2 separate regions of the Mus musculus genome follow, and region 1 is linked to region 2. Evidence: chromatin loops called from intact Hi-C (ENCODE). Cell type or tissue: heart. All regions are shown on one strand. Links, peaks and the distances in the headings refer to the core of each region. The heading gives the core; the rest is flanking DNA. Region 1 holds the start of Olfr687. Region 2 holds the start of Olfr690 (olfactory receptor 690).

Region 1 (11,779 bases), core at 2,325-10,324, 99 kb before region 2:
AGGTGGCAACCTGGTGGAACCAGCGCCTGCAGCAGAAGTAGGTGCCAGCAAATGCGGGAGGGTGGGGGGCTCAAAGCCTACGCTACAGGTCGCTAGCAAGAAGGTGCCAGTTTAGTGGCCATGTAGAGATGTTGTTTTCTGTTAACTGTGACTTAGACCAAGACATCCCAGTAAGTAGGGACAAGGTGGCAAAGATCGAAAGAATAGGTGAAAAGAATAGGATTATTAACTGTCCCAACCAGCGTCCTGAGGGCATCATCAATAACCAGAGAGATTCTAGCACAGGCCAGACCACCAGGTCATCACGTGATGGACTGCGACTAACACTCGGACCTGGTGCTCCTGAGCTGCAGAGAGCAGTTTATCTGGGCCCTGGAATTTCTCAGCAGCAAAAAGGAAACTGTTTCAAAGGAGAGAGCAAAATTTCAACCAAGGGAAAGAGTCCCATTACAAGGGTCAGTGAGAAGGCTGAAAGTCTCCATCCTCCCCCCCCACCCCGGGCAGCACAGGGGTGGCTCCGAGCTCAAGAACTCTCCCTGGGACCATGCAGAAGTCTACTCTCACCAGAGTGGGGAGGGGGCTTACCAGTTCTCCCAAGTTTAGGCTATCAAGCATGGCTCTCCATGTGATAGCAGGGGTGGGATGTAAAACTGCAGTTTCTAAATCCTGGGTTTCGACACCATGTTGTGCTTATAAAAAGATAGGGGGAGGGTATGTTCTATGGAGGTGATGTGTGGGGGAAGGGGGTGCCTCCACCATGCTGAGGCATCCCTTCCCCTAGAGTGACCAGCCACATGACAGTACAGTATAGAATAGAGTTTATTCAGGGCATGGGGAAGGGAGTTAAGAGGGTAGTATAGACAGAGAAAGGCAGAGAAGGAGAGGGAAGTAGAGGAGTAGAGGCTGGCCATGAGCACGTGGACAGAGAGGGGAAGGGAATGAGGAGAGAATGGAGAAAAAAAGCAGAGAAAGAACAAGAGAACAAGAGAGGAACAAGAGAGGGAGGAGGGGACAAGCAGCCCCTTGTATAGTGGGTCAGACCTATCTGGCTGTTGCCAGGTAACCGCAGCGAAGCTTAGACAGAATGCTAACAACTGTATGAGTGGGTGGAATTGAACCTGAGTCCTCTGGAAGAGGTGTTAGTGCTCTTACCCACTGAGCCATCTCTCCAGCTCCTTGTTTTATTTTTCAACACAGGATCTCAGGCTGGGAATGTGGCTCAGTTGGTGGAACACTTGCCTAGCATGCAGGAAGCCTTGACTGTGTTCATCCCCAACACTGAGTACCATTTGGTCTGGTGGTACATGACTGCTGTCTAAGCAGTTGGGATGTGGAGGCAGGAGAATTAGAACCTCGCTGTCTGAACTGTATAATGTGTATAGACTGAAAAAAAAAAAAAAAAGAATAGGTCTTAGAGTAGACTGGTCTCTAACTCACTGGGTGGTTCAGGAGGCCCTTGAACCCCTGCCCTTCCAGCTTTCATCTCCCAGGTGCTAGGAGTGTGGATGGGCATCATCATGGGATATAACTGGGCATTTAGTAAGGCTGACAGAAGACTTGTAGTTATTTGTTTCTTAATTACATGATATTCAGAGAGCAGCTTATGTTCCTAAGTAGCTTGAAACTTAGTTAAATGCACGCATAAAAAAATATAGCTCTCTATTAGTTTCCATCTGTGTAACTAGATTGACATTTAAACATATATACACACAAATTTATATTTTTTGTCTTCATTTCCTCTTAATCCTATATTTAAGAAATTTGGGATTCTCATTATTATTTTCACTGAAATTGAAATTTAAAAATTTTGTGTGATTATGTCTGTGTGTCTACTTTGTGGTGCAGTGCCCACAGAGGCCAGAAGAGAGAAGAGGGCAGTAGAGCCTCTGGAACTGGAGTTAAAGGCATTTGTAAGCTACCAATATGGTTGCTGGGAAACTGATCTCAGGTTCCTGTCAAAAGTAGCAATTACTCGTGTGTGTGTGTGTGTGTGTGTGTGTGTGTGTGTGTGTGTGTGTGTGTGTGTGTATCTGTGTGTGTGTGTATCTGTGTGTGTGTGTATCTGTGTGTGTGTGTGTCTGTGTGTGTCTGTCTGTGTGTGTCTGTGTGTGTGTGTGTCTGTGTGTCTGTGTGTGTGTGTGTATGTGTGTGTATTGCTTCTGCTTTGTTTTTTTAAGTTAAAATTTTTAGTTAGTGAGCCAGGCAGTGGTGGAACACACCTTTAATCCCAGCACTTGGGAGATGGAGACAGGCAGATTTCTGAGTTCAAGGCCAGCCTGGTCTACAGAGTGAGATCCAGGATAGCCAAGGATACACAGAGAAACTCTGTCTCGAAAAACAAAAACAAAAATTTAGTTAGTATAAAAGAAAATTGGTTTAATTTTGATATTTTATACATAGACATATTATGTTTTATTTACATTACCCCCCACTGCACTTTCCCATCCTTCTTCCCTCTCTCTGATCCCCCTCCCCCTATAGCTTCCTTTATGACACGTCACATGTGTACACATACCTGCATTGAAATATAGATTCCTCATATGACATTAAACAAGCAATTCTTTCTCCTCCCCTTCTGACCATGTCCCCCTCTTTCCTTTCCCTTCTAGTCTAAATGTTTACTTTTATTTTTTGTAACAGAGTCTCTGCACTCAGCTTCATCCAGAATTAACTGCATAGCCCAGCCTGGCCTTGAGTTCATGGAGATACTCTTGCCTCAGCCTCCCAAGTGCTGGCATACAAGAGTGAACTACCATGTGGAACTCCCAAATGATTTCTTATGAGAGCAGTTTAGAAGTCACAGCTCTGCTCCTTGTCTTTTCAGTTTTGTCTGTAACACATCCCTCACCTCGTCCCCTCCCAGCCTCCTTCCCTCTTCTCCTTTGAGTTTGTGTTTCAGACAGGATCTTGCTATGTTGCCCTAGCTGGCTTGAAACCAACTCAGGCTGGTCTCAGATGAGGCTGTCCTAGCCTCATGTCTCAATATTGGATTATAGCTGTGTAGCACCATGCCAGGCTGGGCACCACCATGCCATGCTCTGTCTGACTGTTTTCAGACAGAGTCTCACCAACTAGCCCAATGTTGAGGCAGCATCTGACCAAGCCAGCCAAGTCAGTCAACCGGGTCTCAAGGGAGGGAGGGAGGATTGAAAAGAAAAAGACAATTAGACAGTGTTATAACATGACTCCAGCCAGTACTGAGGCTGAAGCACATTTATTTTTTTCCCAGTCTGCTTTTATGCTAGGTACATGCAAAGATTACTCTGGGAACTGACCGTGCTACCAATCCCCATCTGGCTTCCTTTGAACTCTTGAACAAAAGAGACATGCATCGCCTCACTTGGTACAGGGAACTACTCACTAAGTAAGCACTCCCAACTGAGCTCAGTCCTCCTCAAGATGTACATTGTAGAGAAGGCACAGGAGTATGAGATCCAATCTTTTTCCTGAAAGCCTAAAGTTAATTCCTGATTAAACACCTTCAAAGTCTCATCACAGACATAACTGAGAGCGTCTCTTCAAAATGTCTTTTGTCCCCAATTCTAAGAAGGGGCACAGTGTCCACACTTTGGTCTTCATTCTTCTTGAGTGTCATGCGTTTAGCACATTGGATCTTCTATCTTGGGTATCCTAAGTTTTGGGCTAATATCCACTTATCAGTGAGTACATATTGTGTGAGTTCCTTTGTGATTGGGTTACCTCACTCAGGATGATGCCCTCCAGGTCCATCCATTTGCCTAGGAATTTTATAAATTCATTCTTTTTAATAGCTGAGTAGTACTCCATTGTGTAAATGTACCACATTTTCTGTATCCATTCCTCTGTTGAGGGGCATCTGGGTTCTTTCCAGCTTCTGGCTATTATAAATAAGGCTGCTAAGAACATAGTGGAGCATGTGTCCTTCTTACCAGTTGGAACATCTTCTGGATATATGACCAGGAGAGGTATTGCTGGATCCTCCAGTAGTACTATGTCCAATTTTCTAAGGAACCACCAGACTGATTTCCAGAGTGGTTGTACAAGCTTGCAATCCCACCAATAATGGAGGACTGTTCCTCTTTCTCCACATCCTCGACAGCCTCTGCTGTCACTTGAATTTTTGATCTTAGCCATTCTGACTGGTGGGAGGTGGAATCTCAGGGTTGTTTTGATTTGCATTTCCCTGATGATTAAGGATGTTGAACATTTTTTCAGGTGCTTCTCTGCCATTCGGTATTCCTCAGGTGAGAATTCTTTGTTCAGTTCTGAGCCCCATTTTTTTAATGGGGTTATTTGATTTTCTGGAGTCCACCTTCCTGAGTTCTTCATATATATTGGATATTTGTCCCCTATCTGATTTAGGATAGGTAAAGATCCTTTCCCAATCTGTTGGTGGTCTTTTTGTCTTATTGACGGTGTCTTTTGCCTTGCAGAAGCTTTGCTGTTTCATGAGGTCCCATTTGTCAATTCTCGATCTTACAGCACAAGCCATTGCTGTTCTATTCAGAAATTTTTCCCCTGTGCCCATATCTTCAAGGCTTTTCCCCACTTTCTCCTCTATAAGTTTCAGTGTCTCTGGTTTTATGTGAAGTTCCTTGATCCACTTAGATTTGACCTTAGTACAAGGAGATAGGAATGGATCGATTTGCATTCTTCTACATGATAACAACCAGTTGTGCCAGCACCATTTGTTGAACAAAACACCCATGGAAGGAGTTACAGAGACAAAGTTTGGAGCTGTGGCGAAAGGATGGGCCATCTAGAGACTGCCATATCCAGGGATCCACCCCATAATCAGCTTCCAAATGCTGACACCATTGCATACACTAGCAAGATTTTGCTGAAAGGACCCAGATATAGCTGTCTCATGTGAGACTATGCCGGGGCCTAGCAAACACAGAAGTGGATGCTCACAGTCAGCTATTGGATGGATCACAGGGCTCCCAATGGAGGAGCTAGAGAAAGTACCCAAGGAGCTAAAGGAATCTGCAACCCTATAGGTGGAACAACATTATGAACTAACCAGTACCCCGGAGCTCTTGACTCTAGCTGCATACGTATCAAAAGATGGCCTAGTTGGCCATCACTGGAAAGAGAGGCCCATTGGACACACAAACTTTATATGCCCCAGTACAGGGGAACGCCAGGGCCAAAAAATTGGGAATGGGTAGGTAGGGAAGTGGGGGGGAGGGCATGGGGGACTTTTGGGATAGCATTGGAAATGTAATTGAGGAAAATACATAATAAAAAAATATTAAAAATTTTTTTAAAAATTGTTTGCTTCAGCAGATAACAACTGACACTTTCTTTTATACACACACACACATATATATATATCAGCTTTAATTAAAAGCAAACAAAATAAAAATTAAAAAAAATAACAAAATCTTTTAAAATAAAAATATTAATAACAAAAAATGTCTTTTGTCTTTCTGTTTAATAAAATCATTAACTGATTCTGAACTTGTTTTCTGTGACAGATTTCAAGGTCCAGGTGCATCTGTGTGTGACCCACCTTGCTCTGAGAAGACCCCCACAGCTTCTGTGCTCAACCAATGGAATTGCATGCCCAGCTGCTCATAACAAGATGGCTTCACAGAGCTGCCAGAGAGGTCCCCAAGGTGCCAAGCTGTACTGCTCTCTGCTTTTTTTTTTTTTTTTTTTTTTTTTTTTTTTTTTGCAGTCCTGGCTCTTTACCACAAGGCAGCAGCCTAGTACCACCCAAGAAGTGTGGAGGGCTGAGCAAGCCACTCCAATCCAGCTTAGAGGTCTCATGGATGGCAGAGTGACTGGCTGGCTTGTGAAGTTTATTATTGTTGTGTCTGTGGTGCCTGCCCTCAGCAGGTAGGATGCAGATGGAATGAGAAGGAAGAGGGAGAGGCTGTAGCTCTTGCCATCCCTGGTGGGTTCTGATGGATTCCCATTTACTATGGTTGTGGCTCCTTCACCCTGCCTGCACTGAGTGCTCTTGTACATAGAACAGAATACTGAGTGATTGTGCAGTCAGGCTTTAAAGACCTACAGTGTGCCATTTGCCTTGATTGTAGACATTTTGGTGCCTTGCCACTTTACCCATGATGTGGGAACTAGGGGGAAAGTTAGAAAAAGCCTACCTTCATGTCATCTAGACATTTGTACTAATGTTTTTGCAGAGGCAGGAGGGACAGTTTTCATCTCATGGGGACATTCAAAGGGACTTAGTTTTATAGCCTGAGAATCTAAGTTAAAATTCTGGCTGTTTTAGCTCTAGGATAGCTTTTTGTTCTGTCATCATGGCAGACAGAGCTCTCTCTTGTAGCTTACACCCCTTATCACACCACCAAACATGTTCATGGACTGAAAATGTAACATTCTGATAATATGCCCAAGTTGTTCTAAAGACACATAGATGAGAACCTAGCAGACTTCTTTGTACAAATTGATAAGTTAGGGCTGCTGAGGTGACTTGACAAATTAAACCTGATGACCTGAGATTGGTCCCTGGAGCCAAAATGGTTTAAGGAAAGATCTTATTTCCACAAGAGTCCCCTGCTTCTACAGAGATGCTGCAGGCCCATATGTGTGCTCTCTCTTGTTCTCTCTCTCTCTCTCTCTCTCTCTCTCTCTCTCTCTCTCTCTCACACACACACACACACACACACACCCCTTCCAAACACTAACATACTCAATAAATGTAAAATTGTAGTTAAGTATTTCACTATCTGATTGTAAAATGTGCACATAGGCCCCTAACAGCCAAAGCAATTGTCTAAAGAAAGGACAGTGCTAGTCGATCTATCTAGGGTAATGAGGTAAGAGCTTTTCTGAGCTGTTCAAGGCTATATAACAAAAGCTATTTATCACTTCACCATGACTGGGTACTACAAACCTCCTTTAACTGGGTTCTCATATTGCCATAGGTAGATTGGAAGTGGCGATGGCAGGGAAGACTCAGATGGTATTCCTACATGAAGATGTCACCATACCCTGCAAAATCCCTGGCTGGACCTCAATACTGTGGGAGTCATCTGGTCTTTGAAGAAGGACAGGAATGAATCTGAGGTCCAGGTGTTTGAGTTTTATGGAGATCAACAAGAGGCAGTTCGTCCTGGAGCTGATGTGTTCTTGTTGGGGCTAGAACTTGGAAATGCCTCACTCCATCTGCCCACGATGGAGCTTCGAGAAGCAGGAGAATACAGATGTAAGGTTGTGGTCACCCCTGAAAAGGCAGAGGGGACAACCAGGCTAGAAATTGTTGGTGAGTCCTCTGTGAAAGTGCCCTGAGGTTCTGATGCTGCTGGGGTAGTGGTAGGTGTGTGGATGGCCAAGCAGAGCAGAGGGTTAGAACATGGGTGAAGGAATCAGGCTTTCAACTCCACTGCAACCCAAGTCCATAGGCAAACACTGAAGAGGATAAAGCAGGGGAATCTTGCTTATCTTTTTATTTTGTCATTTCTGCACAGAAGTGCTGATTTTAAAATTGCTTTGGTAATTACAGCGTACTATTCTTTCCTGCATAGTTCATGATCTGACATTATTTACTAATTTGGCTTTTTGGAAAATGGTTTCAGGTAGCCTAAGCTGGCTAAGACTTACTGTGCCCTGGAATTCTCTTCCTCCTATCTCCATCTCCTGAGTGCTGGTGTTGCAGCTGGTGCCTCCACAGCAGGCCTTATTTGTGCATTGTGTTATCAGTATCACAGCAGCTTTCCTGAAGGATAATTCCTGGAAATGCTCCTGACACTTCTGAATAGATGCAGGATGGCCATATCTCCCTACAACATCTCTTTAACCTGACAGCTCATTTCCACAGAAAACACACTAAGAACCCTGTAGTGGTGTCCACTAGAGATATGCTCACTGCTGTTTTTGGAATCTTAAAGTAAAATTGTTAATGGTGCTATCTGAGGCAGGATGGAAAACAGGGGCGATAATAGAGAGAGGGTAGAACCCCTTACTCTGGGGAACCTCTCAACAGCTTAAAACATTTTCAGCACAATTCACACGTGAATACTGTGAATGTTGAGCACACTGGGGTATTTATTTTAAGAGTATTGGGGCTGGAGAGATGGCTCAGTGGTTGAGAACACTGTCTGCTCTTCCAAAGGTCATGAGTTCAATTCCCAGCAACCACATGGTGGCTCACAACCATCTGTAATTGGGCCTGATGTCCTCTTCTGGTGTGTCAACAACAAGATGCTCATATATATTAAATAAATATTAATTAAAAATTATTAAAAAGAGTGTTAAAATAGTAATATGCCATGTCTGTGCCTACAATGCCCCAAGCAAGGCCGTCTCCTCTCCCAAGGCTTTGGCAAAGTCCCAAATAACATGAATAGCTTTGTTTACAGTGGGAAGTTCTAACTGCCTATATTTCTGTGATATAGCCTTGTTCCCCTGTCAGGTGCACCTCAGGGGTCACCTTTTGGAACCAATGATTTCAGAGTCATCAGAATTCTATGTATGAGCCAGACACAGGGGTCAACACCTATAATCTAGCACTTAGAGACTGATCTCTGTAAGTCTGAGGTCAGCATCACCACATAGAGAGTTCCAGGCCAGCACCTGTCTCGAACAAGATAAACAGTGAATTCTATGTCTTACTATTGTAAAGGCAATGGAGATTATTCTCTGGGAAGCCTACATCCATGAGCTAGGATATTGGTTTTTTTCTCAGTCCTTGTGTTGAAATGTATAGTAACATCTCCGTGTAATAAACTGGAAATATCCTTCACTTTGGTTAGTTGTGAAATTCTTTACTTAGGTCAGAGTCTGAGTTTTCTAGGGCAGAGTTAAGAATCTAGGTTTACCTGAGTGAAGGTCTCCAAAAGATAAAGAATTCTTCCAGCTGCTGGTGGCAATTCTGAGCTATCTCCACAGTATGTCCACAACATCTTTTGTACGGCTCATGTTGGATTGTTTGGGACACTGTGGGTGAATTCCCTCCAGTATCTGGCCTAGATGCTACTTTGTTTTGTTTCTCCTGTTTTATCTCAGGGCCCACATGGTGTTTAATGAGTATTCTGACTCCTGTAAAAGCAATCATGAGAGCTATCCATTCTGTGTTCCTGGGTCAAATTGGGAGGTAGGTGGTTTTCCTGGGGCGGGGGAAGGGGAGGGAGATAACATTATGAGACTGATTCTGTAAATACACTAAGTCTCTGCCCTAATTAAGAATTCTATTGCTGTGAATAATCACTAAGACCAAAGTAAAGTGGGGAGAATGGGTATAAGGAACAAGATAAAGAAATGATACCGTGGAGTAGATGAATATACCCATGGAAACCAAGACCACCTGTGTGTGTGTGTGTGTGTGTGTGTGTGTGTGTGTGTGTGTGTGTAAGATAAAATTGAAGTAAAGTAAATGCCAGATGAAGTAATGTGTGAGTGCCTTAATTATGATTGGCTAAGAGTAGCTTTAAAACTACTGTCTGGCCACCGCCACTCGCTCACTTCCATAGTCCACGGAGACGCTGTCATGCTGAGCGATCGAGTCCACCAACCCGGATGCCTGCCGCCTAATGAGAGGAGCCCACACCACGGACCGCGCTCTAGCTGAACCCCAAAATGGAAGGACATGTCACCAACCTTACCAGATGAGCTGCCATTGGGCCAAGCTACGACATCGGGCCAGAACGGAAGTTAGTGAAGTGTGAGTGTATGAATGAAAGTGGTTCCATTTCGCTACTTATTGCTGTTTATGAATAAACAAGTTGTTATAACCTGACCTCCGAATCTGAGGCTTCTTTCTCGACTCTGTCCTCAATCCTGATTCTGACAATTGGTATAGTCGGCAGGATCGGATCAGTCTTTAAGAGACTGATCCTCAGGACTCAAGCTGGGGCCCCACTTAGCAGCCGCCTAGCAGCCACCTGTTGGCCACGCTTTACCAAACATTTAAATTCTGGGCCATTTACTGGGCTGTAGAATTCGAATATACACCTAGTCTAAGCCTGAGCACCCTTACTCATCAGTAGGCACTGGCCTCCCTTGAAGTTGAAAGTCTAAGATACCTCGAAGCCAACTCTGAGCTGACCAGGAAAGGAGGAAGAGCAGGTAAATAGGTGCAGACAAGAAGACCAAGGAGCCAGGGGGGACTGGAGCCCACCACCCCAGAGCCAACTCTGGCCAGAAGCTCCTGAGGGAGCCAAGGTAGGAGGAAGAGCAGAGGGTGAGGGTAGAAGCCCCCAAAACCTATGAGAGTGTGTTTGGCAAAAATACTAGTAAGACGGATGAATAAATTATTTAATGAATTATTGAAAAATCCACCAAGAAGTAATATCACCTGGTACTTTACATAGAAAACAGTAAAGGCACTGTACCTATAAATTAACAGGATGAGTGTACCTAAAAGGCTCATCTAGGGTATGAAAACGATAAAATTAGAGGACAAAGAAAGCTCTGACCCAGTGGAAAGAGCTTGGCAGGATAATAACTGCATAGTTAAGAATAAGACTAAGTGCAAGGAAGTTAAAAATGACATTCCATTGACAGCACCACAGCAGGTGGAACCTATAATAGAGAGAGCATTACAAAAGGAAGTACCTAATATACTAATGAAGACTATAGTCAATTTGGATTAGGATAGATTAATGGGCAAAAAGCTAGTCATGAATATCACAAAACAATGGAAGGACTCCAATCCTTTCCAAAATGCCCTAGAGTCTGGTCAGTGACCGCCTCCCGGCTTCAGATGCTGGTAAGGGGTTCTGGACATGCCAGCCCCTTGGAGATTTAAATGGAAACTAAAGCATATACCCAACAGGAACTTAATGAACTTAGAAAGACTTATGCCTAAAACAGTATGAAGGATGCATCCTACATAGTAAAACTGTTGGAAAAGGGAGCAGATACAAAAATGTTATAAGACCAAGAGATGCACAAAATTAGTAATGTGGAAAATCCCACCATGTTTGATGCTCTAGAGCATGTTTTAGACAGCACCCAAGGAGACATGTACCCACCGCTTGATTGGAAAACTGCAGCTTGGAGATATATGTTCCCCTTCTTAGATTTAACTCAGTTTGAGGCCCCAGAAAAATGTAATAATTTACAGGAAGCAATTCAGTTAGCAAGAAAATTGGGAGTGCTCTAGTTCATTTACAATCAGGTACCCACCCTGCAGGCAGCACCAATGTTGGCCCATTTTAGGAAAATCCTGTTAAAAGGAGCTCTACAACATCTCAGGGTGACCCTAGCTGGACCAATGCAAGGATGTCAACCTATGGCAGATGCCATAGACTTCTTAAAATCATACAGAGAATTAGACTTGGATAAGGTAGTATACCTACCTTATTAAAGGTAAGAAATTTAACAAATGAGGAGAAGGCTTAAAAACATAAGACCATTTGGAAGGCTGAATGTAGGGGCAAGACCTATGAACAAGCTGCCATCCAGGAACAATCAAAAAAGACGAGGACATCCCTTTCAACCTCAGGGACACAACATCTAAAACCCAGAGTAGTACTACCTATCATACTACCTGATGGCACCACCAAAGTGGTTAAATGGCCGATGGACACAGGTAGTGAAATTAATGTATATGCCCTAGAAGAAGGAAAGATCCTGAATACAGGCAAGATCAAAGGCTACAAGTAGAGAGAGTTGGAGGCAAAGTCAGAACTCCTATAACTAGACTAATATTGCAAGTATATGATAAGAGCTATGAGCTAGATTTCGCTCTCTGCAGTGCCCTAGAAAATATCGTAGGACTACACACAATACACAAATTATTTCTGAAATTTCTGAATTATAAAAGAATACCAAAATATACTACTGGCTACAGTCAAAATTCCACAGGTAAACTACTTAAAATACC
Region 2 (11,779 bases), core at 1,236-9,235:
GCAATCTCATTGTCTACTGTCTTTTGGGTTATACTTATACTCTTTCCAATCATCATGTGTTTTCTCAAGTGTCCACTCCAGGAAAACATCCCTTGCTCTTTCACCAGACAGCTTCCAAAAAAATCACATAACACAACTGAGTCTCTAATGAAACCATAAATTTCCACTTCAGAATATGGAACACAGTGATGCTGAGGGTGATTTGAACTCTGGAGACTGTTCTTCTGATGTTTTGGTGAAAAATATTGCTGCTTTATGCCCTTGTCTGAGGAACCTACTTAAGGCTAAGGTGAGGTATTTCAATTAATTGTATTGACAAAGCAAGTCTCAGAAATGCCCGGCACAGACACTGTCCTCTGGTTTATTCCAATGAAGAGTGTTTTGACCAAACATAACAAGCTTTGAAAGAAAAAATAGAAAATGTATACTTCAAGTAATAAAAGGTTACCAGGAAATGTAATGGACCTAAATCCTGTGTTCAAGAAATAAACAGCTTAAAGTAGTGCTGACTTTGGGGCAAGATCCCACCCAGCTAATCTTATTGTTTATGAATTTGCCATTAAACAAGGAATAATTATATCATGTTATATGTTATTATTACTTGGTAATTTTTTTCATTTGGACTTTTAATCTGGAATGAACTACAATCCAGAAATGGAGGACACAGACTTGTGATCCAGATCTTGAGGCATGATGGCTATGAAAAGCTTAGACTCAGGCATGGTGGTATGTGCATTTAATCCTAGGAGACAGAGGTAAGCAGATCTCTAAGTTCAGGGTCAGCCTGGTCTATAGAGCAAATTTCAGACAGCCAAGCTTAGGGAGTGAAGGATGTAATAAAACAAAGGGGGAATGTTCCAGCCCCAGCAAGCTGCAGAACTGTGACTTTGCCTTTCAGAGGGGATATATGTTTAGTAAACTGTCACATCATTCCTTGTGATTGTTTGTATGATCCCAGGGAGCCTACAAAGTTATATGTTGTTCCAGACCACATATAAGCCTTTTCTATTCTAACCCATTCTAACATTCATAACCAGATACTGATTGCAACTAGAAAACAGCAGAAAATATTTACCTTAATACTGACAAATATTTCATTTACCCCAAAAATGGGATATTTCCCAGGGCATGTGGAAAACTGTTTAGATCTAACCAAAAGTTGAGACAGTTCATGAAGTTGACTCTGCTGTGAAGAAGCTGGGGGGAGCAGAGAGGGGAATAGGAAAGCATCTTCCATTTGCACTTGTCTTTTTTACTCCCTTGCTCCTGAGCCTTACCAAATGGCAATGGCAATGCCCTAGGTGTCCTATTTCTTATACTTTACTCCCTTGACCAAGCTCACTCAGTCAGTCAACAGGGACTCAAGGGAGGTAGAGGTGGGGAGTGAGGATTAAAGAAAGAAAAGGCAATTAGACAATACTGTAATATGACTCCAGCGAGTGCTGAAGTAAGTTTATTTTTTCCCCAGCTGTTTAAATACCATTCTAAGTATATGCAACAAATAGGGTCAGTTCTTGGTCAAGAACAAACAAGGCATAAACAAAAGTCCTGTGATCACTGTATCCATGGCCTTATCAAGATGATCAAGATACAAGGAACACATTCCTCAGCTGTATTTATCTTGAGCCTACTTTCTTGTCCTAGACCAATGTCAAATATTCTTGCTGATATCCTTGAAGCAACACTAAGAGCTCTCCATACACCCTAAGTGTTTGATGTTGTATATGATGCACCCCAATTTACAACTTAGGTGAGGAGTTCCCTTAATGGTAAGAAGTGATGCTGTCAATCAACTGGATGCACAAAATCAGGATACCATTTTTCATATGAAGCAGAGTTTATTTGTAAGAATATATCATATGTAATATAAGTAACATAATATAATTTAATATAATATAAAACAGTAAGGAGTGAGAGAGGATAGAAGAAAGGATTCATCACTTACATATTCCATCCTATCAGGATACATCTATATTTCCACACCCTAGAAAGAAATCTGCACATACATGCCATCTGAATAGAAGAAGACTTTCTAAGTCACACAACATATATTGGTCATGTTCCCCTTCTGCTAAAACAACATGGAAATGTTATATGATTATCTGAATCAGAATGAAGACTTGATATCCTTCATGCATGCCAAATATCTAGTTTCTAAGCCTTTCTGTCCTATAAACAAATAAATTCTAATTCTGCTTGAAGAACTTGTTCTACTTGACAACAAAAATCCCAAGGCCAAGAAGGAATTATGTTATTTTCAATTTACCAACCTCTCAAATTTCTTTCCTCATCTGCACAAGGACAGAGTTGATATTTCTCTATGTGACTACAATGTTCAGAAAACCAAGAGACAGATGAGGGTTAGCTCGGTGTTAAGTGTGCCTAGTATGCCTGGAGCCCTAGATAGGATCCTTAACACCAGAGCAAAATGAGAATTAAGGGTAGGGATGGAGATGAGGAGGGAGAAAGAGGAAATAGAAAAGGCTATGTCTAAATATGAATTCCATAGAATAGTAATTTATTTGCAATAAAATTCAAAGCATGCTAAAAATCATTCCATATGCCCTTTTATAGCACTGAAATAATTTTTGAAACAATGAATTTATGAAATTCTTAGACAAATGGATGTATCTGGAGGATATCTTCCTTAGTGAGGTAACCCAATCACAAAAGAAGTCATTAGATATGCACTCACTGATAAGTGGATATTAGCCCAGAAACTTAGAATATCCAAGATACAATTTGCAAAACACAAGAAAATCAAGAAGAGGGAACACCAATGTGTGGATACTTCATCCCTCCTTAGAATAGGGAACAAAATACCCATGGAAGGATTTACAGAGACAAAGTTTGGAGCTAAGATGAAAGGATGGACTATCCAGAGACTACCCCACCCAGGGATCCATCCCATAATCAGCCAACAAACCCAGACACTATTGCATATGCCAGCAAGATTTTACTGAAGGGACCCTGGTATAGCTGTCTCATATGAGGCTATGCCAGTGCCTGGCAAATACAGAAGTGGATGCTCACAGTCATCTATAAGATAGAACACAGGGCCCGCAATGGAGAAGCTAGAGAAAGGACCCAAGGAGCTGAAGGGGTCTGCAACCCTATAGGTGGAACAACAATATGAACTAACCAGTACCCCCAGAGCTTGGGTCTCTAGCTGCATATGTAGCAGAAGATGGCCTAGTCAGCCATCACTGAGAAGAGAGGCCCCTTGGAATTGCAAACTTTATATGCCCCAGTACAGGGGAATGCCAGGGCCAAGAAGTGGGAGTGGGAGAGTGGGGGAGCAGGGTGGGGGGAGGGTATAGGGAACTTTCGGGATAGCATTTGAAATGTAAATAAAGAAAATATCTAATAAAAAAAGAAATAATTTTTGAATATTTTTAGCTCTAATGAAACTACAAACTAAACAGGGTGTCTTGCATAGAGTGCCTATTCCTGAATCTGCCCAACAAATTCACTATGGATGGTTCAAAGTAGCCAAAGAAATTAAAGGTGGTGTATTTCCCAGTAGGTAAAAAATAATGTAAGTGACTGGACTGGCACAGACTTGAAATCCCAACACCTGGGATGCAGAGGAAGGAAAATCATATGTTTGAGGATAGCCTGAACTATATAGAAACTTATCTGAACATACACACACACACACACACACACACACACACACACACACACACCTCTGTGAACAAGAGCATCCTTCAAAGACATGCATAGGTGAATCCAGGCTTAACAATAAGCTGCCTGTAAAACAGGCTCTGGATGTGGAAAAATGATACGAAGAATGAGGAAATCAGAACTACATGGTTTAGTACAAAATGACACAAGGAAATTAAAACTGGAGCACAGCCACAGGAAACTGGACTGTAAATGAGGATGGGTGAATTTGAGAGCCATGTTCAGGTATCCATAGGGTAAAGCTGCATTCTCTCCCAGTGAGATAGGTGCAACATCCATGATCTGCAATTTCAGCCTCTAAAACATAAGTGCTAGGGAGTAAAAGATGAATACTGAAACCATTCTGACTAGCCCAGCAGTGCACTTGGTGAAGCACACAATAACAGTTATGTCTGTGGGCAGTGTTAAGGTGCTCACAATACAGCTACCCTGTCCTTGGAAATTCCTGTTAGTGAAATAACACTTCTTGGCACTCCAAAAAACTATAACACAGCCATAAGTAGTCAGCCCTTATACAAGAATAGATGAGTTTGAGAGCCTCTAATGGAGTTCTAAAACCCTTTCACGTTAAGTACTCCTGTCTTCCTCCAGATATCACAGAGAATCTGCAGGATACCCCATAAAGGTGAAAGAGACACATATTAATTTCCTCCACCTGTACTTCTTGATGATAGCCAGTCATGTGGCCCCATCTAGAGGCTAGATTACAAAGTCTCTTATAACTTCTCAGGAACTTTTATCCTACATGGCTGGAGGTTATCAGGATTGTGTGCAATGTAATTTCTCACCCTGTTCATGGCTAGAAGTAAGTGAATGAATAATCAATCGATGGGTGTGAAATTTTAATAGTTGCCAAGTTATGACAGAAACTGAAGAGAGCTTAATGGCAGTAGGGAGACAGTTGGTTCAGGGGTGTCCTTTGAGATCAGACCACCTGTCTCCTGGACTCACAGAACTAGCAGAAGATATGTTGGGAAAGAAAAGGTTGACAATGTGTGTTGGCTACATTTCTGAAGTAGCTAAATAAGAAGAACTGGGCAGAAAACATATAAAAAGAATTGGTCACTTTCTCAAAAGGAAACAAGGTGGATTCAAGACAGTGGCTTGGAACAATATGTCTTTACGTTCTTCCAGCTCTGCAGGTCAGAAATCTGAAACACATTTCTTGAAGCTAAAACAGGGGCATGGACAAGGCTGTGTGTCTTTCTGGAAATAACTCCACAAGCCCTAGGAGAATCTGACTCTTCACACAGATCTTGGCTTGTCGTACTGATTCATCTCCAATGGCAAAGGCCAGTTGTACCTTTCCCATTCACAATTAATTGGTTTATTTTTTCCTGAAGCTTCAAGCAAAACTATCCCAACCAAACGTCTTAGTTAAATAAATACCTTAGGGAGAAGTTTGTGTTAAGAGTGTGGTGCCCAATAAATACTTCATATGAGGCAAAGGTCTCAATAAGTCATTATTACTCTAAATTATCTCCCAGTAAGTTACAGAGGTAAACACCGAGGCTATCAAGGGGAGAATAGAGAAAAGTTAAGAATTATGTCTATAGAAGACATTGGCAGGGTGCTGATTGGCATACAATAGAATCAAGCCATGAGAGGTTTCCTGATAAACATATCTTGCCAATGAAACAATCTGCTCAACTAAGAAAACATTTGAACTATTAAAAGTTAACATAGACCAGAAGAACCAGACTCGCTGCCTCCGTTCCCTCATGCAAATGAATGGATACTAGATGCCCTAAGAATCAGGCTTCCTCGGCGCTGAGTTTGGATTCGCCTCTGTGGACCTGCTCAAGAAGAGTTGCAGGTTAAGTGCTTTTCTTTCGGTTTCTAGCCTGCCTCACTTTGGCTCGCGTTGGCTCTCCCAAGCACTTGAGAAGTCGCAGTCGGTCAGAGGTCAGCGTGGATCAGAAAAGCAAAGTAAAAAGAGTAGTAAGAACGCCTCGAGAAATTGTTCAGCCTCCAAATCTCAAAGTCACAAGGCCAGCAGCACCTCCAGTGTTGAGGAGAGAAGCAAGCACAAGGCCTAGGAAGACATGGAGATCCAGCTCTCCCTCCTCCTCCTCCTCTCCTTCCAGTTCTTCTAGCTCCGCCTCACCCTCATCCTCCAGTGATGGCAAGAAGAAGCGAGGGAAGCACAAAGATAAGAAGAGGAGGAAAAAGAAAAATAAACGGAAGAAGCTGAAGAGGCAAGGAGAAGGCTGTGGTGGATGCTCGTCAGAGTGTAATTCGAACGTGACTGACCCAAAGACAGGACACACTAGGCTCATCAACGGAGATGGTGAGGTTTTAGAGGAAATTGTAACCAAAGAATGTCACAGATCAACAAGCAAGCCACCCGAGGGGCTGGCCTGGTTTTCCAGGTTCGAGTGGGCCTGCTTCCCTGAGGGCCCTGCTATCCCAGGCTTGTGAACTGCTGTTGGTGGCTTGGAGACCGATGGGTCCAGGTGCCTTTCTTACTGTGCCTTTCCTACAGCTCAGCATCCTCTTGGGTACAGTGCGAGGCCTAAGCACCGAATGGACAGTGGAGTGTCACTATTAAGGGATCTTGGTCACAGAAAAAAAAATTTTTTTTAAATTAAAGTTAACATAAAGTTAGGCATAGTAGCTGTAATCCCAACACTTAAGGTTGCAGATTTGAGGCCAGCCCAGCCTCCATGGTGAGTTCAAGTACTTGGGTTACATAGCAAGACACTGACTCAAAATGGGGGAAAAAGAACTGCTATAACTCTTAGTCTATCATATTAGCACCAGGAAGAAGGCTGCATGTTCAAGAACATGAAACTATAGGTGAGAATATGCGACTAAAGGTGAAATATTTTAACTACAGCAGCCACTACACAAAGAAAGCTCCTATTGCCACAAGCAACATTTTAAATGAAATAGCAGTGGCATTTCTTTTGCTGATTCTTCTGAAATTTTATGGTTTGCTACATAGTGTAACCTAAGCTAGCCTTTCTAATATAGACATGTTTATTCTGAAATGCCTGCAAGACACAAAAAGGGAAATGCTAAGAGAAGGTTTACTCTAACTGAAGACAGTGATGGCCCTCTCCCTAGAATCTCAGCCATCTACACTTCTGAGCCCACCATACTCCATGGTAGTTCTGAACTGATGAACACAAGTAGCCCTGGGTATGGGGAAAGGACTGGAATGTGAGAAGTGGCAGGATATAATCAGGGGTGAGATGCTGAAGAGATGGCTCAGCAGTTAAGAATACTAGCCACTCTTACAGAAGCCTTGAGTTCAGTTCCCAGCCCACACAATCTGTAACTCCAATTCTAGGGGATCTGACACCCTCTTTTGACCTCTGTGGGCACGAGGCATGTACATGGTGCACAGACACACATGTAGGCAAAAAACACCCATACATGTGGTTTATTTTTAATTTTTAAACTTAAAACAAAAATGGGGGTGAAAGTAATCAAATGTATTATATATAATACATGAAATTGCCAAGGATGGGATTTAGTTATGAAAAAGAAGTTGCTGAATATGTGAATGTGGATATCAAAGGAAAAGGCTAAGCTAGAATTATTAGTTTGGAAATCATCATAGTTAATGGGATTTAGAGCTAGATAACTGAGTTTGTCAGATTTAAAGCCGGACAATTGATGAGGAGGGGGAAACTCTAAAGGACTTAGAATCAGAATGTTTAGTTAGATAGCATTTATCTTTATATTACCAGTATGATCCAATTGTACTTATTCTCTGTTCATGCATTCAGCTCAGATACTGACCCACTTGCTAGATGAAGAAGTGGATATTTTATATGTAAAAATGATCAAATTCCCTTACATAAAAATACAATTAAACCCTTTCCTTAACATTTAAACACTTTGGTGTATTTCAAGGCACTCCAACATATTCACCTATTTTCATATTTGCTGGAGCTATGTGGTGACGGCAGCCATGATGCTGGATAAGATGATGGTCATGGTGTAGTCTGAACAGGCAGGCATGAGAGAGAAGAGAGGCCTCTGGACATGCTAGAAATCTCACATAAATAAAATCAAAAATATCTTTTTCATTCAGCATGTTTCAAGTTAGAATTACAGCTATGGAGAACCTATTGTACCCAGTGGTTCATATGCTCAAATTAATCCTCACAATAAGCTTAGAACATAGGTAAAGAGATTTTATTTTATAGGTTAAGATTAAATTTCTAAAAGATATGAACTCCCCATGGCTCACAATCAAAATGTAATAGACCCAGGATTTGAATCCATGTATATTTCATTCTAGTACTCATTTGCTTTCTGCAACAGACAACATGGTTCTTGAACAAAGGAACTCACTGGCAAGTTCTCTCTCTCTCTCTCTCTCTCTCTCTCTCTCTCTCTCTCTCTCTCTCTCTCTCTCTCTCTCCTGTTTGTAAGAGAAACTAAGACAGCTTTGTGAACTGTGACTGCTCTCAAGACTTCCACACAACAGACAACATGCGAGTCATGCTGTCCCTAATTTGCTTGGTCTTAGCACCATAGATGATAGGGTTAAGCATGGGGGGAACCAACACATAGAGATTTGCCAGAAGAATGTGCACATGGTGGGGGATGTTCTTGCCAAAGCGATGAGTAAGGAAAGTAAAAAATGATGGTATGAAAAAGAGGAGAATGACCCCAATGTGAGAACCACAGGTATTGAGGGCCTTGTGCCTAGCATCCTGGGAAGGAAGTCTAAACACAGCCTGGAGGATCAACGTATAAGAAATACCAATGAGTGCAACATCTACCAAAACTGAAGCCATTGGCACCGAGAAGCCATACCAGATATTGACAGTGATGTCAGCACAAGCCAATCTGGCTACACCAATATGCTCACAATATGAGTGTGGGATGACATTGGTCCTGCAGTATGACAGCCTCTTCAGCAGAAATATGATAGGGAAAATTGTCCCAATGCTCCGTCCCCAGATGGCCAGGGTCATTTTTCCAATTGCCATAGGTGTTAAGACGGCTGAGTATCTCAGAGGAGTACAAATAGCCACATATCGGTCAAATGCCATGGCCAGAAGGATTCCCGACTCAGCCACAAAAGCAACGTGGATGAAAAACATCTGAGCAATGCAGGCATCAAAGGGGATCTCCCCAGCATGGAACCAAAAGATAGCCAAGGTCTTAGGCACAGTGGTGGTTGACAGGAGAATATCAGTGCCAGCCAGCATGGACAGAAAGACATACATGGGCTCATGGAGGGTGCGTTCACTCAGGACAACAAGGATGAGGGCTCCGTTCCCCAAGACTGCAGCAATGTACATAAGACAAAAAGGAATAGAAAGCCAGGTGTGGTACTGCTCCAGCCCTGGGATTCCAAGCAGGATGAACACAGTTGGATGGATGATAGTGAAGTTAGTTCCAAGCATGCTTGCTTTTGAATTCTTCCCGTGACGACTAAAACTAATGGAGAGACAGTAGGAAGAGCCAGCTGTGAGGTCTGGTCAAAGGCAAGCAAACATCACAGTGACTTACAAGTGAATGATGTCACTCCTCCATTTCCCACGTTAGCACTGCAGATACAAACAAGTGTCCCTGACCACACCTTTCCAGTGTCTGGGACCCATACACACATGCATGTTCCACATAGGTCTTTCCCTGGCTTTGATAACTCACCTGTTCCTCCTATGGTAGGCAAGGCTTCACATTCTCACCCCTTTCCATGCAGCAGATCTGATATAGCCTTGGTGACAAAATGCTTACTGTGATTTGTTTTGTTTTGGTGTATGTGAGGTATGGGGGTGGGTGCTATTTGTGTGCGTGTGTGTGTGTGTGTGTGTGTGTGTGTGTGTGTGTGTGTGTGTGTGTGTGTGTGTTGTATGTGACACCAAACTCTCAGGAGCCTCCTGTTCTACCTTCCAATGTTGGAGTTACAGGTGCTTACAGAAATGCCCAATTATTTGCATGAGTCCTGGAAATCTGAAGCCAGGTCTGCCTGCTTTCACAGCCACTCCTGCCCACTGAGCCATCTCTCTAGTCCCTATGGTTTTTTTTAAGAACCCTATCAATGTATAGGATAAAGCCAAAGCTTTTTAAACATAGAAAACCCTCCACAATCCTACATTACTCTCTTTTTTTTTTCCCAGCTTTAGACACATTGTTAAGGCTAATTTACGTGTTACCTGCTCTCCTCTCAGAACCTGAATTTTCCAGTTTTCATCACTTTTGGCAAACACTTTCCTCACCTACAACAAATCTTTCTACTTTGAAAATGTCCTAGCTTATAGCCTATACATGGAAGCCCTCTTCAGCTCACATCCTAGGACTCTCACAATTTGTTACTGATTTTCTTTTAAGACGAGTTTTTTACATCTTAAAAATTTGGAATGATTACTGTTGAATTATTCATACTTTTCTCGTCAGAATTAAATCAAATATGCTATATAGACTGCCAAACATAGTGCCTAGCAGAGAAACACAAAATCAATACTAATAACTGTTAGTGAAGGAATCAGTACAACTTAACAGAAATCTAAGCAACTAATAGAAATATATTTGGAACTTACAATTTCAATCCAATGGAGAAAAACAATCTATTCAATTAATGACACTGGGATATTTGACTAGGTTATTTTTGTGAAAGAATAAGATTAGTTCCCAATTTGTTAGGTAAACAAATAGAAATTCCAGATGTCTAAACAGCAAAACTACAAGGATATGTAAAATTAAAATGAGTGTTTTAAGATAAAACATTTTTGGCATTAGAAACATCTGAATAAAATAAGAGAACCAAATTTCATAGAAAGTAACAAGTGACTGACAGTTTTGTAAAAACAGAATGGAGGTTATAAAAAAAGTAATTCTAGAAGAAAGATATACACAAGGCTTGCAATAGAAAAGTAGATTAGCGTCCTGAAATAATAAAGGTTGGTGAAAATAAAGAAGTATTTTTAAACATGCAAAGAATCAAAATGGACAATATATACTATATAAAATCAGACCATACATATGAACAGATGTTCAATCACATAATATTTAAAGAAATGAAAATTCACATAAAATTTAAAGAAATGAAATCTGTCCTCTTAAAAATGTAAGGAAAACAGCTCCCTGTGGAGATAGGTAACTTTCTGTGGCCACTTTGGACAGTAACTTGACAACAGCTTTTAAACACTTAATATTTTATTTTGTTGTTGTTTGCTTGCTTGCTTGCTTTTGTTTTGGTTTTGGGTTTTGTTGTCTTGGTTTTTTGTTTGTTTTGTTTATTTGGGGTTCTTGGTTTAGTTTTTTTTGTTGTTGTTTTGTTTTGTTTTTTTAGGTATGGGGAGGTTGGTGATGGTGCTTTTTGCTTTGCTTTGCTTTGCTTTGCTTTGCTTTGCTTTGCTTCTTTGCTTTGCTTTGCTTTGCTTTGCTTTGCTTTGCTTTGCTTTGCTTTGCTTTGCTTTGCTTTGCTTTGCTTTGCTTTGCTTTGCTTTGCTTTGATTTGATTTGATTTTTTGAGACAGACTTTCAGTCCCTGGCTGTCCTGGAACAACTCACTCTGTAGACCAAGCTGGCCTCAAACTCAGAGGTTTATCTGTCTCTGCATCCATAGTGCTGGGATTAAAGACATGCTCTACTATGGTCCAGCACTTTTAAAAGTTTTAATTCTGCAAATGTTTCTGTTCAGTAACTTCTGCCATCTCCTTTCTGAAATCACAGCAACAGCAAGAGAATCTACAGACATCTACATTCTTGGCTGTATAACTTCATAACCACCCTAGGGCAGTATATTGCAATGAAATATTTTGTTTCTAAACTTTTGTTTGTTTGTTTGTTTGTTTGTTTGTTTGTTATGTCTACTACCTGGAGAGAGAACTGTCTGTAAAGCACTTGAGGTTCTGAATTGAGCTCCAGCACCCACATAAGAAGCTGTGTGTTCTGACATGGACTTCAATACTGTTGCTTAAAGGTGAAGACAGGAGAATCACTAGGGTTTGCTGGAGGCCAGTCACACTACTCAGCAGCCCCAGGTCTCAGTAAAAGTCTCTGTCTCACCAGAAAAGATAAATGACTCCTGAAGAAAAACAACTGAAGTTGACATCGGATCTCTACATTAATGTACACACATGCACACATGTGTACCTCTACAGATGTGAAAATACACACA

The links. A loop is a pair of places that touch in the nucleus more often than their neighbours do. Peaks named below come from ENCODE experiments on the same cell type or tissue, not always from the same donor. Only the 100,000 strongest peaks of a DNase experiment are listed, where the experiment ranks them.
Region 1: a loop joins it to region 2, with 2.3 times the contacts of the local background. A loop is called at or near these places in 4 of 42 quality-filtered maps.

Annotation. Positions count from the first base shown.
Region 1 is chr7:105,220,589-105,232,367 of GRCm38, forward strand. Olfr687 reads left to right here and starts at 7,129. Exons shown (of 2, transcript XM_011241955.3): 1 at 7,129-7,216. The coding sequence starts at 7,129. In heart, for the core only: a CTCF peak has its summit at 5,690; DNase peaks (open chromatin) are centred at 7,663 and 9,023.
Region 2 is chr7:105,321,132-105,332,910 of GRCm38, forward strand. It overlaps Olfr690 (olfactory receptor 690), which reads right to left and starts at 9,147. Exons shown (of 1, transcript NM_020290.2): 1 at 8,086-9,147. The coding sequence starts at 9,059. The coding sequence ends at 8,112. It also overlaps the pseudogene Gm45331. In heart, for the core only: a CTCF peak has its summit at 4,371; no DNase peak of the experiment used is centred there.